Linked DNA regions of Homo sapiens: region 2 is linked to region 1. The links are chromatin contacts, found by Hi-C in ENCODE. All regions are on one chromosome and are shown on one strand. The core of a region is the stretch at or near the end of the contact, and the rest is flanking DNA. Distances in the headings are between cores, read along the strand shown.

Evidence for each region. Hi-C counts contacts between places; a loop is a spot of excess contacts on that map. Pooled maps may share reads with other maps.
Region 2: a loop to region 1 is called in a map with no recorded cell type, with 6 times the contacts of the local background. The contact joins the promoter of CCDC85B here to the promoter of TIGD3 in region 1. A Hi-C loop is called at or near these places in 1 of 37 single-sample maps with no recorded cell type and 4 of 50 pooled maps.

What each region holds. Positions count from the first base shown.
Region 1 is chr11:65,353,319-65,358,382 of GRCh38, forward strand. TIGD3 (tigger transposable element derived 3) reads left to right here and starts at 1,433. Exons shown (of 2, transcript NM_145719.3): 1 at 1,433-1,639; 2 at 2,475-4,295. The coding sequence starts at 2,491. The coding sequence ends at 3,906. DPF2 (double PHD fingers 2) reads left to right here. Exons shown (of 11, transcript NM_006268.5): 11 at 1-944. RefSeq lists silencers at 1,161-1,220, 1,311-1,630, 1,651-1,710, 1,721-1,890, 1,951-2,140.
Region 2 is chr11:65,888,944-65,894,007 of GRCh38, forward strand. CCDC85B (coiled-coil domain containing 85B) reads left to right here and starts at 1,730. Exons shown (of 1, transcript NM_006848.3): 1 at 1,730-2,692. The coding sequence starts at 1,841. The coding sequence ends at 2,449. FOSL1 (FOS like 1, AP-1 transcription factor subunit) reads right to left here. Exons shown (of 4, transcript NM_005438.5): 4 at 3,106-4,353. The coding sequence ends at 3,943. RefSeq lists a silencer at 1,521-2,000 and enhancers at 3,141-3,190, 3,231-3,390, 4,675-5,064.

The DNA of each region.
Region 1 (5,064 bases), core at 183-2,682:
TGATGACAGGTTTATAACAGTTGACCTTGCAATCTCAGACATTTAAAACAGGACCAGAAGTTTATATAAATATAATTAATAAGCAAACTAATGACATCACCATGGGACACACACAAAAGTTCTTGCAGGAGCAGGGTCTGTGTGGCTTCAGTTGCCTGCAGCGCTCCCAGGCCAGAGCAAGTGCTCTAGGATCTGAACTGCCCGCAGTGCAGCCCTGCAGCCTTTCCCAGGGCACGTTGATGTGCACACAGTTTCCCTGAAGGCAAAGTGAACATGTGGAGAGCTTACGTGGCAGCGCGTATGTCTTCAGTGTGTGTTTTAGAAGTCCAACTGTTGTTTTTATGTTTTTAAAGGAAAGATTTGAATCAAGCAGTTATGGGCCCCCTGAAGTATCCTTTTTTCTAGAACATTCTGAAAGTCATCCTTGCCTATGGGAAGCCTAGGCCGGCCTGCACTGTTATGTTCAATAAATAAGCAGGGTGCTCTGGGCTGGGGATTGTGTGAGGAGCAGAGCGCAGCCCGTCCTCATGCTTTTCCACTGAAGTAGGCCAGGCAGAGAGGGAGTACAGCAATGGATGCGCTTTGGCAGCTGAGTAGTCCGAGAGCCAGAAAAGAAATGTGGAAAATAAGAACGCTGTAGCAGGCCTAGGTGAGGAAATTTAGGAAGGGTTTGCGGGAGGTAGGATTTGAGATGGGTCTTGGAGAGTTGGACAGTGTCAGCCGGTAGGACGGGGGTGCGGACGGAAGCCTGTGAGGAAGGCAGAGGATGCGGAGCTGTGAGCGGAGGGAGCAGCGAGGCTGGAGAGCAGCTGGGCTGCGGGTCAAGACGTCTGCGTTTAATTCGGGACTGAAGGTTAGCAGGGAAGGGAACGATGCCAGATCTTGAGTTTAAGAACTTGAATCTTGTAAAGTACCAAATCTAATAAAATACTCGTCCTAAATCATTACTGGCCCAAGCATGCAGTGTTTCCGTGGCCGACAGACTCGAGCCAGCGCTGTCCATGGTAACCAGCTTTTGTGTGGCTTAAAGCTTGCATCCATTTTCTCCTTTCATCGTTTTCCCAAAACAATTCCGTGAGGGCTGTTAGCCCTGCTTGGTAGACGAAGAAGCCGATGCGGTCTAGGGTCACGGCCAGGGAGGCTTTGGGACGCCAAGTCAGCTCGGCGGTCACCACACCACCTACAGGGCTCGTCGGGCCCTCGGGGTCGGCGGCTGCTGGAGGCGCCCAGGGGAGTCCTGCTGGTTCCTGGCTCCGCCTCCCGCCCCTCCGCGCTAGAAGCCCCGCCCCCAGAGGGGCTCGACGAACCGCCACTTCCGCAACGTCCAATGAAACTTAGCCGGGGGAGGGACGGGGCGCCACTGAGGACCAATCTGCTTGGGCCGGGGCGGGGCTGCGGCGGGTGGGTGCAGAGGGGCCGCACCGCGGACTTCGCAGCCGGGAGAGAGCCCGGCGCGGGCGGCGCGCACGGGACTCTGCTGTGCGCGCGCCCGCCCGCCCGCCGTCCGCGCAGGCCCTCGGTCCGCTCTGCCCTCGGGGTCGTGGCGCCCATCCCTCCCCTGTTCTGCTGTCGCCGCCCGGACAGGGGCTCGGGAGCCGGGCTGGGGGCAGGGGCTGGAGCCGCGGGACCAGCGCCTGAGGTGGGTGCGGAGCGGGAGGCCGGGCGGGCGGGCGCCTGGGGCCGCCCCGCCGACATACTCCGGGTCGAGGGGGAGTGACCGGCCAGGGCACGGAGTCCGGCTGCCGGCCTGCCTGGGTCCGGGCGTTCGTTCCCGCGCCCTGGGACCCTCCCAGGCCACCACCCTCCCCGCGGGGACACCCCGCCCCTCCGCTGCCCGCAGCCTCCTCAGGCCTCCCGCCCTTTGTCGCTCGTGCACCTGCGCCCTCGGCCCTGCCCTCTCGCTCCCCTCAGGACTGACCGTCGCCTAGCCTCCCTCTCAGGACCCGGCACCAAATTAGCCTCGCTCCTTCAGACACCCTCTGTCCCCTTTGTCGTCTGTACACCTGTCACCTCAACTCTGTGTGCATCCACCCACCTCCCACCCCCCAGCGGCGTCATCTGAATCCAGCCCAAGCCGCCTCCCACTCCCTCCCGGGGGCTCCTCCCCCGCAGCCCCGTAGCCCCACACCTGCCCCCTCGGCCCCAGTCCCAGGCCCTCCCCCGTCCGTATGCCTTTGTTATCTCTGCAGCTGTCCCCTGCACTTTTCATCCTTCTTCCCGAGTGAGGCCAGACCCCAGCCCAGACTCCCCTGTCCTTCTGAGTGGAGAGACGCCCCCTCCCCAGCTCTGCCCTGGCATCCTGGGGACGGGGCCAGCCGGCTTCCACTCGGCCTAGCCACTTCCTCTTTCAGCGGGTCCAGTCTCACCCGGTGCCTGCGCAAGTCCTCATCTAATCTCTTTTCCCTCCTGCGCTCCTTTCCTAGCTCTTCCGGCCTCAGATTACTCTACCCGCTCAATCTTTCCTCCCCGCACAGGTGCCCCGGAGAGGCCATGGAGCTGAGCAGCAAGAAGAAGCTTCACGCCCTGTCCCTGGCCGAGAAGATCCAGGTGCTGGAACTCCTGGATGAGTCCAAGATGTCCCAGTCGGAGGTGGCCCGGCGCTTCCAGGTTTCCCAGCCCCAGATCTCGCGCATCTGCAAGAATAAGGAGAAGCTGCTGGCGGACTGGTGCAGCGGCACAGCCAACCGAGAGCGCAAGCGCAAGCGGGAGTCCAAGTACAGCGGGATCGACGAGGCTCTGCTCTGCTGGTACCACATTGCCCGGGCCAAGGCCTGGGACGTGACGGGGCCCATGCTGCTCCACAAAGCCAAGGAGCTGGCCGATATCATGGGCCAGGACTTCGTGCCCAGCATCGGCTGGCTGGTCCGCTGGAAACGCCGAAACAACGTCGGCTTTGGGGCCCGCCATGTTCTTGCGCCTTCATTCCCCCCTGAGCCACCTCCCCCGGGGCTCACATCCCAGGCTCAGCTGCCTCTTTCCCTAAAAGACTTCTCTCCAGAGGACGTGTTTGGCTGTGCTGAATTGCCCTTGCTGTATCGGGCAGTGCCCGGCAGCTTTGGTGCATGTGATCAAGTACAGGTGCTGCTGTGTGCCAACAGCAGGGGCACCGAGAAGCGGCGGGTACTGCTGGGTGGGCTCCAGGCTGCCCCGAGATGCTTCTTTGGGATCCGCAGTGAGGCTCTGCCTGCCTCCTACCACCCGGACCTGGGCATCCCCTGGTTAGAGTGGTTGGCACAGTTTGACCGGGACATGGGACAGCAGGGCCGACAGGTGGCTTTGCTGCTGGCTGCCCGAGTGGTGGAGGAGCTGGCAGGCCTGCCTGGGCTCTACCACGTGAAGCTCTTGCCTCTGGCCGCCTCTAGCACCACGCCTCCCCTGCCCAGCTCAGTGGTCCGGGCCTTTAAGGCCCATTACCGACACCGGCTGTTGGGCAAACTGGCTGCCATCCAAAGCGAGAGGGATGGCACCTCGCTGGCCGAGGCCGGGGCAGGCATCACCGTGCTGGACGCCCTGCACGTGGCGTCTGCCGCCTGGGCCAAGGTGCCTCCTCAGCTCATTTTCAGCAGCTTCATTCAAGAAGGGCTGGCTCCCGGCAAAACGCCCCCGTCCTCGCACAAAACCTCTGAGATGCCACCAGTCCCCGGCGGGCTGAGCCTGGAGGAGTTTTCCCGCTTTGTGGACCTGGAGGGTGAGGAGCCAAGGTCTGGAGTATGTAAGGAGGAGATAGGCACTGAAGACGAGAAGGGGGACAGAGAGGGTGCCTTTGAGCCCCTGCCCACCAAAGCTGATGCCCTCCGGGCCCTGGGCACCTTGAGGAGGTGGTTTGAATGCAACAGCACTTCTCCTGAGCTATTCGAAAAATTCTACGACTGTGAGGAGGAGGTGGAGCGGCTTTGCTGCCTATGAAGGCGCCTTCACTGCTTGCCAGAGCCCCTTCCTCTCTTGTTTCCCATGGAAACGGCCTCTTCAGAAGGCAGATCGGGCTGTCTCTTTCCTGTGGAAATAGAACTGTCGTAAAGGTGTAGAAGGGAGAGAAGTTGGGACACCAAGTCTGAGCTTGGAGTGGCAGTCGTCCAAACCCCAGGAAGAGAGCTCTAAAGATGGGGCTTCGGGGGTAGGAATCCAGGATGCTTAGTTTCTAGACCCTGCTTGAAAGTTCTAGAGCCTTTGAAAGGGAGTTAGTCTAGAGGCAGCCACTTAGAAAGGTGGAATTTGGGCTTTTTGGACAGACTGCTTCCTTGAACTTTGTGTTAAAAACAGTTCTGCTTCTGAAAATAAAGTTTTTAATCAGAAAAGAGGCCAGGGTGTTATTTTCATGGGAGAAGGGTAAACATTTTCCATTCAGATTTGGAAAATTAATTGCTGATGGTCACTGCGGTGCAGCTGTCTGTCCATGACCAGTAGGGATCCTCCTTTTCCAGATATTCAGCAGCAAGGACTCTCAGGGTGTGGGCACTGCTTGTGGGCTACCCTCCTGAGAGGGAAGCTCCAGGACAGACAGATCCCAGCTACTGCCCCAGATAAGCTGCAGCTCCAATAGTTTCGCTCTCAGATTGTGTGTGTTTGGGGTTGGGCAGGCTACGGACATGTCAGGGAAACAGAAAGGAGCCGGAATTGGAATGGAATAGTCATTCATTCTTTCTTTTTTTTTTTTCATTTGCTTATTTCACAACATCACTTCAGCAAGACCTCCTATGTGAACAAGGTTGCAAAGATGATGTCTCTTCTGGACAGAACCTTGCAGCCAATGACAGTGGAGTGTGATTAAGGCTGTGATAACGGCTGTGCAAAGTGCCTGGCCCCATAGAGCTAGGGAGACTCCAGGGGGAGGTGAGCTTTGAGCTGCAGTTTGAAGGGCGTCCCAGGCCAAGGGACAGCGTGTGCAGAGTCTGATTGGAGTGAAGGAGCACAGTGTGCTGGGGGCGGGGGCAGGCAGTTCTGCCAGAGCATAGCATACTTGCGGAGGTAGGGGCAGAGTACAAGGAGAGACCTGGAGAGTAGGAAGGGCCTTTAGCCAACCAGGCTTAGGGGTAGGACACCATCAGAGGGTTTTAGGTAGGCAGG
Region 2 (5,064 bases), core at 480-2,979, 540 kb after region 1:
GGCACCTGCTCCCACCTTGGTTTTAATCCCACCCCCAGCCCCACGAGCTACTGACGTCTCTAATTCTGCCCCTCCGAGCTCTGCCTGGAAGTCCACATCCGGAGGGGCCGCCTATCGGCCAAGTCTATCCACACTCTTCCCGTAAGCCCCTCAAAAGCTCAACATATTCTAGACAGACCTCTGCCTCTCCCCATTTGTTTCTTTCCTGCGTCCCTATCTCAGTGACAGCCCTAACATCCACCAGTTCTCATACGAGAAACCTGGGCGTTCTTCCAGACTCCTCTCTCCCCACATTCAGTTCGGCTGATTTGCCTCCCGAATATTTCTAGTATCTGTTTGTCCTCTCCACCCCCACTGATGCTGCCCCAGCCGTCTTTCTGCTTAGCTCTCCTTGCTCTTGCTCTTTGACACCGTTACTAATCTCCCTGTTTATGTCCCCTCCCCGCAGGGTCCGGCCCACACAGATCAGCCCAATCTTTTTAAATACATTTTTTTTTTCGAGACAGCGTCTCGCTCTGTCGCCCAGGCTGGAGTGCAGTGGCGCGATCTCGGCTCACTGCAACCTCCGCCTCCCGGGTTCAAGCAGTTCTCTGCCTCAGCCTCCCGAGTAGCTGAGATTACAGGCTCCTCCCACCACGCCCGGCTAATTTTTGTATTTTTAGTAGAAACGGGGTTTCACCATCTTGGCCAGTTAAAGGCATATTTTAAAATGTTACTCCCTTGCTTAACATCCTTACAAATGTTACTCTCTTGCTTAACATCCTTAGTGGCCTTTGGAAATGCTCCAACCTGGTACTGGAAGTTCTTAAGAATCTGGCTTTTACCTACCTTTGAAGCCTCGCTCTCTCTCTCTTAGCATTTTCTCGACACATCTGCTTTTCAAAAACCAAGCTATCCTCATTGTTCCTAAAGCAGCTAGGCTCTTTCGGGCACCAGTGTCTTTCACTATGTTATTCTCTCTCCCTGAAATAGCTCTTTACTTGGCAAAGTCCTATGGATCTACCAGAGCCTCTTGGATAGCATCTCTTTTGGGAACCCTCTTAAGGACCCTCAGACCATACTCCTCCCGGATTTATTTCTTGCTTAACACAGCTTGACTTCCCGGACAGACTGCGACCTCCTTGAGGATGGAATCGGTATTTTGGTTAAATTTATTTCTGCATGGGCCTTGCACATAAAAAACGTTTATTGAACAAACGAATCCTGTATGTTCCTCCCCCCAGGCAGGAAACGCTCCCTGGGAGGGAGGGTAGTCTATTGGTGAGCTAGGACGTTTGGACTCAGGGTTCCGAGGAACCAGGAGCGATCCTTAGTGGGCCGAGACTTCCGAATTTGATCAAAGGTAAAGAGGGACTGGAGAGCGGTCCATCTGACTTCTGTGGGGGATGGGCAGGAGTCAGGGGCGGACGCCTGAATCTTGTTTCTCAGAAGAGCCGAGAGGCCTAGGCTCAAGCTTGGGGCGATCCGGTACTTGGAGGTTCGAAGCTCCTAGTTTCGGGTTGAGACCGATGTGGAGGGCGATGACGCGCGGGTTCCTTGACATCGAGGATCAGTAACACCCGGAGTGGGTGGGGAACGAGGGGGGCGGCCCCTGAGCTCAGGCCCCGCCCCTTTCCGGGGACGTTTCACCGGATTGGCTGTCCTTCCATAACGACATGCGGCCCCGCCCCGGCGCGCGCCCCGCCGCGTGCCCAGCCCGGGTAGCTGCTGCAGCCTACGCTGCCTCGGCCACTGCCTGCCGCGTGCGGAGCCGGAGCCCGAGCCTGAGTGGCGCCGGGCCCGACGTGGGGCTCCTGGGCCGCGGCGGCGGGCGGGCGATGCTCCAGAGGCCTGACCAGCCATGGAGGCCGAGGCAGGCGGCCTGGAGGAGCTGACGGACGAGGAGATGGCGGCGCTAGGCAAGGAAGAGCTAGTGCGGCGCCTGCGGCGGGAGGAGGCGGCGCGCCTGGCGGCACTGGTGCAGCGCGGCCGCCTCATGCAGGAGGTGAATCGGCAGCTGCAGGGCCACCTGGGCGAGATCCGCGAGCTCAAGCAGCTCAACCGGCGTCTGCAGGCAGAGAACCGTGAGCTGCGCGACCTCTGCTGCTTCCTGGACTCGGAGCGCCAGCGCGGGCGGCGCGCCGCACGCCAGTGGCAGCTCTTCGGGACCCAAGCATCCCGGGCCGTGCGCGAGGACCTGGGCGGCTGTTGGCAGAAGCTGGCCGAGCTGGAGGGCCGCCAGGAGGAGCTGCTGCGGGAGAACCTAGCGCTTAAGGAGCTCTGCCTGGCGCTGGGCGAAGAATGGGGCCCCCGCGGCGGCCCCAGCGGCGCCGGGGGATCAGGAGCCGGGCCAGCACCCGAGCTTGCCTTGCCCCCGTGCGGGCCCCGCGACCTAGGCGATGGAAGCTCCAGCACTGGCAGCGTGGGCAGTCCGGATCAGTTGCCCCTGGCCTGTTCCCCCGATGATTGAAGGCACTGCTTCCTCCACGCCGACGCCCGCCCGGATTGCTCCCCGAGCCCCGGGACCGCTGTGGACCTCGGGACCTGGACGCCGTCCTGGCTGCGCAGGAGGGGCCGCTGGCATGGACTAAGAAATCCTGACACCAAGAAGGGCCCCTCGCTCTTGCTGGCAGGGCAGCAGGGGGACTGAAGGCTGGAGCGGAGGGACTTGCTGGGGGTTGGATTGGGGGTAATAAACCCGGACGGAAGCGGAGCCCACGGCCTGGGCAGCGTCTGTTTGGTACTCGCCGGGGTTGGGGCGAGGGTGGGGTGCTGATACAGGGTACAATTCCCATCCAGAAGGACTGCAGAACTAATGATTCCCCCATTACTTCGAGCCTGGGGTGGGATGCGGGGCAGTGGTAAACCAGACTTCCCCCATCGGGCGCCGGGACCGGCCTTAATCCAGCCCCTGAAGTGGCTCCAGCTCCCTTCCCGGCTCCTTCCTGTCCAAGACAATGGGGCAGGAAGCAGGTGCTGGGGGCCTAGAACCACTCGGCCGCCTCCTCTGAGGCTGGAAGGGGGCATAACAGCGCCCCTCCGTGGCACACGCAGCAGCACTGTGGGCCCCCACGGGGAGAGGGGCGGTAAGCCTCTTCGCTTTTACCCCAGAGGACTGTCTCCCCTCAGTCCCGGAGATGAGGCCGAGCGGATGTAGCCCCACTTGTCAGATAAGACAAAGTCCAAAAATATCAAAGAATTTGTCCAAGGTCATGCAGTGAGTCTGTAGAGCTAAGGCTGGGACCTAGGGCTCCAAATACTCTCCCATTGGCCTCTGGGTCCAGTGAGGCACTCAGGCCACAGCTTCAAGCCTTTTATTCCATTTTGGTAGGTTTGTATAAAAATACTCTCTTTAGGAAAATAAATAGCAGCTGCCCTCGCTGTGGAGGCTTGGATTCCCTGGAGCTGAAGGCTTCTCAAAGCTGAGATCCGCAGATCAGCTCATCACAGAAGCCAAGGGCGCCTCCTGAGCTGTGCGGTTCAGGAGGGGGCGGCAGAATGGCCTGGTCCAATCACCTGCTGCTGCTGGCAGTGGGGCTGGTGAGTTAGTGTTCTAGGTGGGTAAAGTGGCACCTTCTGTCAGGAGATAGGGTTGGGTGGATCACAGGAAGAGGGTGATGGAGAGTGTGGCAGTGATCTGGAAGGGGTTAGGGCTCCAGAGGACCTCTAAGGATCTACAAAGTCTCTGGGCTGCCAGGATTCCTCTGGCACAAATGGGAAATATTTTGTCTCTGATTTAGTGCAAATTGTGCTAGAGAGGCCAGCTCAAGAGAAACAGTGGGCAGCTTTGGTGGCCCCAAGCTGGCTCTACTGTGAAGCACAATATGGTCAGTCTCATTAGAGGGATGGAGAAGAAGTTGCTGGAGTTGGATGTGGGATACTGTCCAGGCCAGCTGGACCGGTGGGGGAAGGGGAGGAGACATTGGCTAGGGTGGCATCTGCAGGGAGTAGGGCTCAGGCGCCTCACAAAGCGAGGAGGGTTGGAGAGCCAAGGGGGTCAGAGGATGGGTCTCCGCTGCTGCTGCTACTCTTGCGATGAGCTGAGGCACAAGGCTCAGGAGTGCTGGGGTAGGTGAAGACCAGGCTGGGGGTGAAAGGAGTTAGGGAGGGTGTGGTCATGAGTGTGGGGGTGTGCAGTGCCTCAGGTTCAAGCACAGGCCCTGGGGAAAGGGAGATACAAGGTACAGGGCGGCAGGGGGCTGGTGGGCTGCTGGTGCCACTGGTACTGCCTGTGTCCCCCTCCTTGGCTCCTTCCGGGATTTTGCAGATGGGTCGGTGGGCTTCCAGCACCAGCTCTAGGCGCTCCTTCTGCTTCTGCAGCTCCTCAATCTCTCGCTGCAGCCCAGATTTCTCATCTTCCAGTTTGTCAGTCTCCTGTAGAAGATCAGGAGAGGAGTCAGAAAGGTGAGGGCTGAATACCCCAGAGCCGCAGACGTTTGGACTCAGGGTTCTGAGGAGCTGGGGTTGGGCGGGGGGAGAGGGGGGGCAGTGGAGAGTCCCCAGCAAGTCTGGACTACAACTCCCATAAGCCCCTGGGAGAAAATGGGCACAACTCCCATCAGGCCCAGACGTTTTAGGAGATTGCTGGCACCAGGCAGTGACTCCGGCCTGTAATCCCAGCACTTTGGGAGGCTGAGGCGGGCGGATCACTTGAGACCAGGAGTTTGAGACCAGCCTGGCTAACTTGGCGAAACCCCGTCTCTACTAAAAATACAAAAATTAGTCGGGTAGGGAGGCAGGCGCCTGTAGCCCCAGGTACTCAGCAGGCTGAGGCATAAGAATTGCTGGAGCCTGGGAGACAGATGTCACAGTGAGCCATGAGCCGAGATCTCATCACTGCACTCCAGCCTGGGTGACAGAGCGAGACTCTGTCTCAAAAAAAAAAGGAGATTGCTGGCTGAGCTTCAGCTCTGCTGTGAGTGAGACATGCTGCAGCCAGTTTCTAATCAATTTTTCCTCATCATTTTCCCAGAAGGACTGCCCCTCAGACAAGGAGCTAGGATGGTGAGGAGGGGGCTACATATACTGGGGCTCTGGGGGCTCTGGGAGACAGGGTCCCTCTGAGCTCGGTGGACCAGGGCTGGT